Regions from separate parts of the Homo sapiens genome. Here region 2 is linked to region 1. A link is a contact called in ENCODE Hi-C or POLR2A ChIA-PET data. All regions are on one chromosome and are shown on one strand. Each heading gives the region's core, a stretch centred on a gene start or an enhancer-like site at or near the end of the contact. The rest is flanking DNA. Distances are from core to core; before and after follow the strand shown. Region 1 holds the start of NAGS (N-acetylglutamate synthase). Region 2 holds the start of DUSP3 (dual specificity phosphatase 3).

Region 1 (4,114 bases), core at 1,431-3,930:
GGAAAACTATTATGCCCCTGGAGGCTAAGACCTCCTCCTCCAGTGGATTCTGAGAAGTGTGTGTGTGGCCGGGCCTGAGAGTAAAGAGGGAAGAGAAAGAAGGCCCTGGAGGTGGCCCCACCAGGTAGGGGGTGCAGCCCCTCCACGCCATTGCTTCATGCTTTGCCTTGGAACCCAAGATTTCTAAGTGGGAAAACAAAAAAACTCAATGAGGAGGTCCTATGTCAGCCCCTCCTTCCACTACAGAGTCTCCCCCCCGGGACAGTGTGTCCGAGGGGTGGGGGACTGCGGGGAAGATCCCAGAAACGGGTAAGCGCACTCACTCGGCCTCCCCTGGAGACTCCTCAGGAGGGAAGTAGCCCAAGCCCTGCTCCCCAAAAAGGCAGAGCCCCAGGTGTCAGGACTCCAGCATGGGGAGACAAAACCACGTGCAAGAAAGCAGGGAGGAGCAGGGGTAGGAACTGAGGGTGCTTAGGGTCTGGCCATGCCACTGACGAGCTGTGTGACCTTGGCCAGGTCACCTCCCCTCTACAACAACAGAGGGTCCTCTTTCCCCCTCTACAACAACAGAGGGTCTGACTGGATCAGAGTGTACCCAAGGGCAGGATGTGTGCAGCTGACAGTGCCCAGCACATGGACACAGTATGAAGTAACATTGAATCATATCCTGTGAATGTTTTCAAGCCTTTCAACTCCTTTCCAAAACTTGCTTAACAGCATGGATCTGGAGCAGAACTGCTTCCTAGACCAGCTCCACGGCTTGTGAGCTGAGTGACCCTGATCCTCACATATTTCTGTACCTCCATTTTCTCATCTGTAAAATGGGAATAATGATAATAGCTATCCTGGAGTCACTGAGAGGATTAAATGAATGACTATTTGTGAAGTCCTTTGCATAGTGCCTAGCATTCGACATGTGTTAGCTATTCCTCTACCACACAGAAGGCTTTGCTTGGTGCTAGGGTATCTTTAACACATGGCACCTGCTAACCTTCCATGTTACCAAGAAAGCAGGCAAGCTATGCAGATGGAATATAATGGAATGTAATAACATTGTTTTCCTCTCACTTGATTCTTTTTTAATTTTGATTTTAATTTTAATTTTAATTTTTTTGAGACAGGGTCTCATTCTGTCGCCCAGACGGGAGTGCAGTGGCACAGTCTCAGTTCACCGCAATCTCCTCCTCCCAGGCTCAAGTGATTCTCTGGCCTCCTGAGTAGCTGGGATTACAGAAACATGCCACTACTGCCTGGCTAATTTTTGTATTTTTAGTAGAGATGGGGTTTCACCATGTTGGCCAGGCTGGTCTTGAACTTCTGACCTCAAATGACCCACCCGCCTCCTCACTTGATTCTTAAGGCTTATGGCAAGTGATACTGGCCTAGTTACAGACCTAACATGGATAAACTTTAAGTTTAAAAAGGTTAAAGAGGGCCGGGCGTGGTGGCTCACGCCTGTAATCCCAGCACTTTGGGAGGCTGAGGCAGGTGGATCACGAGGTCAGGAGTTTGAGACAATCCTGGCCAACATGGTGAAACCCTGTCTCTACTAAAAATACAAAGATTAGCCGGGTGTGATGGTGTCTGCCTGTAATCCCTGCTACTCAGGAGGCTGAGGCAGGAGAATCGCTTGAACCCAGAAGGCGGGGATTACAGTGAGCCGAGATCGCAACACTGCACTCCAGCCTGGGCAATAGGGTGGGACTCCATCTCAAACAAACAAACAAACAAAAAAAAAAAAAAAAAAAAGGGTTACAGAGGTCGAGTGAAGTAGCTCACACCTGTAATCCCAGCACCTTGGGAGGCAGAAGTGGGAGGACTGCTTGAGCTCAGGAGTTCACGAACAGTCTGGGCAACATGGTGAACACCCGTCTTCAAAAAAAATAATTTTTTTTTAAATCAGCTGGGCATGGTGGTGTGCATTTGTGGTCCCAGCTACTAGGGAGACTGAGGCAGGAGGATCATTTGAACCTGGGAGGTGGAGGCTGCAGTGAGCTATGATTGCACCACTGTACTGCAGCCTGGGCAACAACAGAGTGAGACCCTATCTCAAAAACCAAAATAAAAAACTCTATTTTATTTTATTTTTACCAGATGTGATATTCGATAAAGAAAAGCATTAACACTAAAGTATTATAAGTTTTGAGGGGTGTTTTGAGGATATCACAGAATTCCTCAAGCTGGTACCCAGTGACTGGAGTTTGGCAAACCCTGGTAACCTCATGGTCATTCATTAGGATCTTTTTTGAGCTCAGGCAACAGGACAGACAAGGCCAGCACCACCCGCCCCCGCCCTCCCACTGCCCCCCTTCTTCTACTCTTTCCAGCGCCCTCCTTCCAGCCCCCTGCCCAGCCCTGTGCTCAAAGCCACCTACAGTCCCTTCTTCTCTGGTCAGAATGCCAATCATCCAAGGCCCTGCAGACTCCCAAAGCCGCCCCTGGAACCTACCTTGGCAGCAGATTAAAGACAACCCGCCACATTTAGTCTCGGCCCCATGACCGATAGTGGGTTCAGTTCCTCCAGGGGCGGGGGAGCCTAGTGGCCCCGCCCCCTGACTCATGGCCTGACCCTCCTCAAACGCACCCAGAGGAGACTCCTGGTCCCCTGTCCGGACCCCGCCCCGACCAGGTCCAGCCCCGCCCAACGGCAAGTTAAGAGCCCCCCAGTGCCAGACGCTCCAGACAGACTGCCACTCTTGGGGGGCAAGAGTTGGTTGTCGTCATGGCGACGGCGCTGATGGCTGTGGTTCTGCGGGCAGCTGCTGTAGCCCCGAGGCTGAGAGGCCGGGGAGGCACTGGGGGCGCCCGAAGGCTGAGCTGTGGCGCGCGGCGGCGGGCGGCGAGGGGCACCAGCCCGGGGCGCCGGCTCAGCACCGCCTGGTCGCAGCCCCAGCCCCCGCCCGAGGAGTACGCGGGCGCGGACGACGTCTCCCAGTCGCCCGTCGCCGAGGAGCCGTCGTGGGTGCCGAGTCCCAGGCCCCCGGTGCCCCACGAGTCCCCAGAGCCTCCTTCGGGCCGCTCGCTGGTGCAGCGGGACATCCAGGCCTTCCTGAACCAGTGCGGGGCCAGCCCTGGGGAGGCGCGCCACTGGCTCACGCAGTTCCAGACCTGCCATCACTCCGCGGACAAGCCCTTCGCCGTCATCGAGGTGAGCGGAGCCCGGCGTGGGCCGTGACGCAGCGAGGGGATGGGGTTGTGCGGCCACCTGTCCTCAGGCATGGCAGGATACGCTGCGGGCTCTGCGCAGCGGAAGCGGGAAGGAGCCCGGCAGGGCCCAGACCAGCGCCGCCGGGAATGGGAGAGGCCGTAAGCTCCTCCGGAAGCCTCCCGCCCAGCCCGAGTGAGGATCCTGGGGGACCCCACCCGCCAGGTGTGATGCTCTGAAGAAGGCCCCCAACATGGGCGCAGTTAGGGGTTCAGAAGGACCTGGACAGGAGCCGCTTGCACTGCCCCTCCCCCAAAGATGTCCCGGAGTCCAAGGTCGGAGGGAGGAGGGCGGGAGGTACCCCAGCGTGAGACAAGGGAGTGGCAAGACCCAACGGGGCAAAGGGCGGAGCAGGTGGGCACTGGTGGCCAGAACTGGGTCCTGACAGCTTCTGGAAGGGTAGGGTCACCGAGACGGCCCTGCAGGCCAGGCTGTGGGAGCCAGCGGCTCAGGTCCGTGTCACGCTCCTTGAAAGCCCACTCCTCCGCAGGTGGACGAGGAGGTGCTCAAGTGCCAGCAGGGCGTATCCAGTCTGGCCTTTGCCCTGGCCTTCTTGCAGCGCATGGACATGAAGCCGCTGGTGGTCCTGGGGCTGCCGGCCCCTACGGCTCCCTCGGGCTGTCTTTCCTTCTGGGAGGCCAAGGCGCAGCTGGCCAAGAGCTGCAAGGTGCTGGTAGACGCGCTTCGACACAACGCCGCCGCTGCTGTGCCATTTTTTGGCGGCGGGTCTGTGCTACGCGCTGCCGAGCCGGCTCCCCATGCCAGGTGAGTGCCCGCCCTGCCCGCCCAGGCGTCCTCAGAGCGTGCTACTCTGCCCGCCCTGCCCCGTCCGGCAGGCCTGGAGGGGGCCCTCTCGAGCACCACGTCTGGCCCACAGCTACGGCGGCATCGTCTCGGTGGAGACAGACC
Region 2 (6,514 bases), core at 1,699-4,198, 230 kb before region 1:
GAATCACTTGAACCCGGGAGGTGGAGGTTGCAGTGTGCTGAGATTGTGCTATTGCACTCTAGCCTGGGTGACAGAGTGAGACTCCGTCTCGAAAAATAAAATAAAATAAAATAAAAATAATAATTGGTCTGAATGGTGAAAAGGCCCCTTTATTTCATCTCACAAAACATCCCAGTCCAAATAGCAGTTTATACTTTATAAAATGCCACCTCCTGTGTGATCTTGCTTGCCCACTGCGAGCAGCCCTGTGAGGAACAAGGATGGCAATATCCCTGCTTAACAGAGCTTGAACTCAGGCCCAACAGGATGAGCAGAGGGATGGGCACAGGCCCCGTGTGCTGCTGGTGGCAGATCTGGGAGAAGACCTCCTTTCTCCCGACATCCAGCCCTGCTCTATCTTCCACCTCACTCTGCCCCTCATGCCCACATCTGCTGCAAAACCCCCAAGGCCTGGCACATGTGGCTCACACAGGCTCTGGCTCTGCCTTGTGAGGACGTGGCTGCGGCCCTGATTTTGTTAAGGGAATGGAGCCCAAATCCTCTTGGTGCTTGGTGCTCACTGATCCTCCCTGTTGAGGAACCCCCACACCCCTGGCCAAGTCAAGGTCAGAGGTGCTTAGAGGGCAAGGGATGTATTTTCTACAGTGGCCATCAGCAATTGCCACTCTGGCTACACCAGACGTGTACAACCTTGGTTTCCACTTGGGAAGTGATGACAGCTGAATGGCCAACCTGCCCAAGCAAGCGGGATTCCTGAGGCTAACAAGGCCTGCTTGCTGCTTGGTGCAAGAGGAAGGGTGTCTCTAGAGCTTTCCAATTCCTGAAGCCTTTGGCTGACACTGTGGGACTCTGTTTATTCCTGCTTAGGACACCGCGCAAGACTGTGAAGCAGTGGCTGATAGAAAAAAACACTTTGAAGAGTCACTCCCATTCATCTCCCTTCTCTAATACTTTTTTTTTTTGAGATGGAGTTTCGCTCTTGTTGCCCAGTTGGAGTGCAACGGTACGATCTTGGCTCACTGTAACCTCCACCTCCCGTGTTCAAACGATTCTCCTGCCTCAGCCTCCGGAGTAGCTGGGATCACAGGCGCCAGGCACCATGCCCAGCTAATTTTTGTATTTTTAGTAGAGACAGGGTTTCACCATGTTGGTCAGGCTGGTCTCGAACTGCTGACCTCAGGTGACCCACCCGCCTCGGCCTCCCAAAGTGCTGGGATTACAGGCGTGAGCCATCGTGCCAGGCCTCTAATACTATTAATAATTCAACATTCAAAAAATTTACAATTATCATTATTACTATCTCTACTATGAATGAACATTGTACAGTGCCTGACATAAAGCAGGTGCTCAGACTGGTGAATGAATGATGGAATGGATGAGAACTGTCCCCATGAGGCTGGGGCCTGATGGACCCCTTCTAGTTCCATGATGACCCCCATTTCCGTGGCAGTCCTTGGCAGGCTAAACAGCAGGTCATAGCGGAGGTCAGGAAATACATACATGAACAAGACATTGACCCTGTCCTTGTAGTCCCTCACACACTCTGAGCCACCATTTCCTCCTCTGTAAAATGGGAGGAGGGTTAGTTTTGAGTTTTCAACATGCCATCCTTGGGCTGAGCCATGAAGCTTAGGATTTTGGTAACTGGGTCCTCAGAGTATCGTGAAAATCCAACTTGAGGCTTTCCAAGGCTGTACAGGCATGCTAATATATTCTTTCTTGAGGCTCCTATTTCACATCTCAGAATGTTAACACTGGTTCTTTCCTGCTGATTAGACATTCTTACTAGAAAAAAAATTTAAAATTTAAATTAAAAAAAATCTCTTACTGTCCGGGTGCGGTGGCTCACGCCTGTAATCCCAGCACTTTTGGAGGCCGAGGTGGGCGGATCATGAGGTCAGGAGTTTGAGACCAGCCTGGCCAAGAGACCAGCCTGGCCAATATGGTGAAACCCCGTCTCTACTAAAAATACAAAAAGTAGCCAGGCGTGGTGGCGGGCGCCTGTAATCCCAGCTACTCGGGAGGCTGAGGCAGGAGAATTGCTTGAACCCAGGAGGCAGAGGTTGCAGTGAGCCGAGATCTCGCCATTGCACTCCAGCCTGGGTGACAGAGCCTGGGGGTGAAAGGTCAAGAGCCTTTTCTAGGTGGTGGCTCAGGTCCTTAGGGGGGTTATCACTGGACCGTTCTAGAATCTCCTGTAAATCAAATCACATCTGGAAGGTGGGGGCCTGGAAATCCCGGCCCAGCTCCCCGGACTCGCTCATTTGGGGTGTTTAGGTTCCCTGATCCGGGACTGCCGGGCCGGGAAAATTCCATGCCCGAATTGTGACGTCGGCCCGTTGCCATGGCGGCGAAGGCAGACATTCCGCGGTGACCTCACTGCAGAACCAGGCAGCTGTCACATGACGCGCGGGCAGGAGACCGGCCGGGCGACCGAGGGTCACCTGTTAAGTGAACATGGTAGCCCCGACCCCGCCCAAGGCCAAGCCCCAAGCGGGTGGCGGCTGGGACCCGGGCAGGCGCCACCCGGGCTCCGTGCACCCCGCCACGGGGAAGGGCCGCGCCCGGCCAGGCAGGGTTCCAGTTCCTTGGCCCCACGCGCGGGGGTAGGCGTCGACTCCAGGCCCCTCCCAAGCCCCCGCTGTGGCTCCCGGAGGGGCCATCGCGCCCGGGCTCCCCCAACCCAAGACTCGCGACACCCCGACCCCAGCCTCGGGTGGGCGGGGCGTCCCGAGAGGGACGGCGGGGCCGGGCTCGCGAAAGGGACTCACGCGTTGCCCACGTAGATCCGCGGGGTGACCTCGTTGCAGGGCTGGCTCGGGAGGCTGTAGCAGCCGCTGCCGTCCGAGAGCAGGTCGTTGAGATCCTGCACCGAGAGCTCGAACGAGCCCGACATGGCGGCGGCGGGGCCCTGCACGCCCGGCAGGAGCAAGCGAGGCGGAGAGCGGCGGATCAGCTGGGCGGGGGCTCGCGCCGGGAGCCGCCCCGTCCCGCCCCTGGGGCGGGCCCGCCGGGCTCCGGGAGCTGCGGAGCGCGGGCGCCGTGACGCGGGGGCCCCGCGCGCCACTCCTGGGCGCGTCCCGGGGGGAAGACGCCACCGCCCTGGAGTCTCAGGGGTCCTCGCCCCATCCCGGTCCAGGCCGTTTGTGTATCTTTGTAAACTGGCAAGCGCGGTAACTTCCTTCCCTGAATTAAATGCAGGGCCCAATAAACATTTCGTGGCGGAGGTACACCTAGGGGTCGCTTCAGTCTTTCATGATTACAGGGACCGCCGGGTTCGGCTCGTGAGCGGCTCCCTGCAGTGGAGGCACCACCCGGGCGCTTGACAGAATCCCCGCCCCAGCCCAGCCCTGCTGGATCAGAGTGGACATTTTACGGACCCCAGGAGGTCCCTACGGTCAAAGTCTGAGAAGCCCTACTCTGGGGCGCATCTGCTTTCAACATTCATTGAGAGTCATCGTCGTGCTTAAAAGCAGTCAGGTTTGGAATTCTGAGGAATTACTTAACCTGAGCCTGTTTGCAGGGAAAAAAAAAAAAAGCGGGATAGTAATGGTACCTAATTCTAGGGTTGCTGGAAGGGTTAAATGTGACATTCAAAGAAGGCACCCAGCACTGCATGGCGAGCACTCAATAGGTGTTAGTCCTTCATCAACAAATGCGTTGAGCACCCAGTGGGTGCTATACCCTGTGCTGGGGTGGAGATAAATCAGACTCCTGCAGCCCTTCCTGGAGCAGATGCCAGCCCACCATAAGCCACTCAGCATTTCCTGAACTCCCACTAAGTACAAAAGATAGTCTCTGTACTGGAGGAAAGCTGCCCTCCCCTACTGCCATGAAAAACTGGCAGTTTCCTTCCTGCAAAAGGGCAAATTTGGCCTTGAATTCAGGAACCCCACATCCTGAGCCCAGCCCTGCCACCAACTTGGTTCTTGAGTAACGTTGCTGCTGCTGTGGTCTTCAGTTTCCTCATTTGCAAAAGGAATTGGATCCGATTATCATTAGGGTCAACTTTCTCCTCCTCCAAAACTTGTGGTCTTGCACCTTCAGGGGAGCTATTGCAGTGGAGACTACTTAGCTGATAGCCCAAGATGTGTAACCAAGGCTGGAATTTCTGTATCCCTCACCCCACCCCGTGCCTGCCCACCCCTCCCGGTGCACCACTTCTTTCCTTCTGGTGTTGGCTGGCAGCATCTGCATTCTAAGCAGCGGGGAAAGCTTTCGAGTTCCTTGACCTTCATCTTGACTTGAGCCGAGGTTAGCATTAAAAACACAAGCCCAGAGGCAGCCAGCCATGCTCTGCTGCTCCTACTCCCTTCCCGGGACCTGTCCCTGATGTCATAACTGGGTAACTATGACAGCTTGTCATGGGGACAGCTAGGCACCTCACAGAGGAGTCTGGGTACCTCATTTCTGAAGTGAGACTAGGAAGAGAAGATGAACAATTCCCTGGATTATCTGGCCTACCCTGTTATCGTCTCTAATCACAGGCAAAGCACAACCTTCAGAAAGAAACTGGACTTTGGCCACTACGTATCTCACAAGAATAGAATACAAATAGGTATGTGGGCAGTTTGGGCTGGACACTGCTATTAGGGATTTTGGAATGGTACCCCATAAAGAGATCAACAGGAAACCAGACCAGGTCACAGCTTTGGGATGATATGGCCTTATCTGCTGAGTTTGGGGAAGAGGGCATTAGCACCAATAACAAAATGTATCTTCCACCAGGGAGTTCACTGGATGGAAATACTCCTTTAAACTCCTTAAAGCCGAAGTACGTTAGAAAGGGGATAAGACTTCAGAAGCCAATAGACAGGCTAATAATATTGGAAAAAGATTGGAAGAGAAGCTCTTTCATTGGATTAGAAGGACATTTATCTCTGTAAATTTTATTTTCACTATTCTTTTGTTTCTGCTCAAAACTCTCCAGAGATGTTCATTTGATAAATCAAACCAAACTTCTTGAGTCGCATTAAGGTCCTAATTCGAAATTGTTCATTAGTCAAGGACATTGTCTAGTGCTGGTTTTCTGAGGCCGCTACTGGAATTCCTGTGATGTAACATTGTTCCCTTTTATCCCCCTTCTCTAGCGAAGCCTACTGTTGATACCAAACCTCCAGTGGCGCACACAAATCACATTTTAAAATTGAGCAAACTACAGGTATTTGTTCTTGCTGCTTGCAGATGTGCAGATGTATTTTATTGACTTCCAGTCTGTTTCCTAAAGAGGTTCAATTTCCCAGAGCCTTCTAAATACCCATCTACTCAAAGATTTGTTAATACTCCTCCTCCCCACGCGTCACCCCCAGTCGTTTTTTTCCCCCCTGATACGGAGTCTCGCTCTGTTGCCTAGGCTGGAGTGCACAATCTCGGCTCACTGCAACCTCCGCCTCCCAGATTCAAGCAATTCTCCCGCCTCAGCCTCCAGAGTAGCTGGGATTACAGGCATGTGGCACCATGCCCAGCTAATTTTTCATATTTTTAGTAGAGACAGGGGTTCACCATGTTGGCCAGGATGGTCTTAGTCTCATTACCTCCCGCCTGCCTCGGCCTCCCAAAGTGCTGGGATTACAGGCGTGAGCCACCGTGCCCGGCCGCCCAGTCTTTTAAGTTCTGCTTCCAGTCTCCACTGTGGCCCTCAATGCACCCCTTTCCCACGATCTCAGAGGAGGGGAACACTAAGTCATTGTGTGTTGGGGCAGTGCACTGATGGTGTCACCATGGTGAGGTGTGGTTTCTTACCAGGGTGAACAAAAGAAAATCAACAAAATCGAGTATGAAAACAAGCAACTGTGTCAGAAAATCGCAAATGCCCATCGCGGCCCTGCCAAGGTGGATTGCTGGAATGAATATTTTTCCAAGAGGTAATGTTCTTTGTCTTCATTTCAGTTTTGAAAAGTCAAAATTGACTTTCCTCTTGGGTTTTAGTGTGAGGTTTTCCCAAGTCAGAGAAGTACTTAAGGGAAGTTATCTTGAGGGAGAACCAAACAGACCATGTTACACAGAATGAAAACTTTAAAAATGGGGACCTTTCTCTAGCATTAAAGAGCTTTTATTTCATCGAAGAGACTTTTCAGAGTCCTATTCAGTGTGTCACAAGAATGCACTGCGCACTTTTATAAAATGGTGGCCATGTGTCTTAGTCCATTATAGGGCGCTATAGCAAATTGCTATAAACTGGTGGCTTATAAACAACAAAAATTTCTCATAGTTCTAGAGGCAAGGAAGTCCAAAGATCAAGGTGCCAGTAAATTCGGCATCTGAGGAGGGCCTGCTTCATAGACAACCATCTTTTCACTGTAACCTCACGGGGCAGAAGGAGAAAGAGGCTTCTTTCATAAGGACACTAATTCCATTAGGGTGACCTAATCAGCTCTCAAAGGCCCACCCCCTAATACCATCACCTTCATGGTTAGGATTTGAACATAAGAATTTTGGGGGACACAGGCATCTGTTCCATAGCACCATGGCTGGGGCTATGATGTGACATTCTTAAAATCAGTTCCAGAAATCT

Evidence for each region. A loop is a pair of places that touch in the nucleus more often than their neighbours do. ChIA-PET counts read pairs that join two places held with the same protein, here RNA polymerase II (POLR2A). Pooled maps may share reads with other maps.
Region 2: a loop to region 1 is called in a map with no recorded cell type, with 13 times the contacts of the local background. The contact joins the promoter of DUSP3 here to the promoter of NAGS in region 1. A Hi-C loop is called at or near these places in 2 of 37 single-sample maps with no recorded cell type and 9 of 50 pooled maps. POLR2A ChIA-PET finds 5 or more read pairs at or near these places in 3 of 52 experiments (A549, PC-9 and endothelial cell of umbilical vein).

Annotation. Positions count from the first base shown.
Region 1 is chr17:44,001,942-44,006,055 of GRCh38, forward strand. It overlaps NAGS (N-acetylglutamate synthase), which reads left to right and starts at 2,681. Exons shown (of 7, transcript NM_153006.3): 1 at 2,681-3,148; 2 at 3,696-3,970; 3 at 4,083-4,114. The coding sequence starts at 2,723. It also overlaps a transcript of PYY not described here. RefSeq lists an enhancer at 3,604-4,114.
Region 2 is chr17:43,776,029-43,782,542 of GRCh38, forward strand. DUSP3 (dual specificity phosphatase 3) reads right to left here and starts at 2,949. Exons shown (of 3, transcript NM_004090.4): 1 at 2,772-2,949. The coding sequence starts at 2,896. It overlaps CFAP97D1 (CFAP97 domain containing 1), which reads left to right and starts at 4,407. Exons shown (of 6, transcript NM_001136483.3): 1 at 4,407-4,558; 2 at 5,091-5,161; 3 at 5,746-5,864. The coding sequence starts at 4,435. RefSeq lists an enhancer at 2,213-2,507 and a silencer at 2,440-3,129.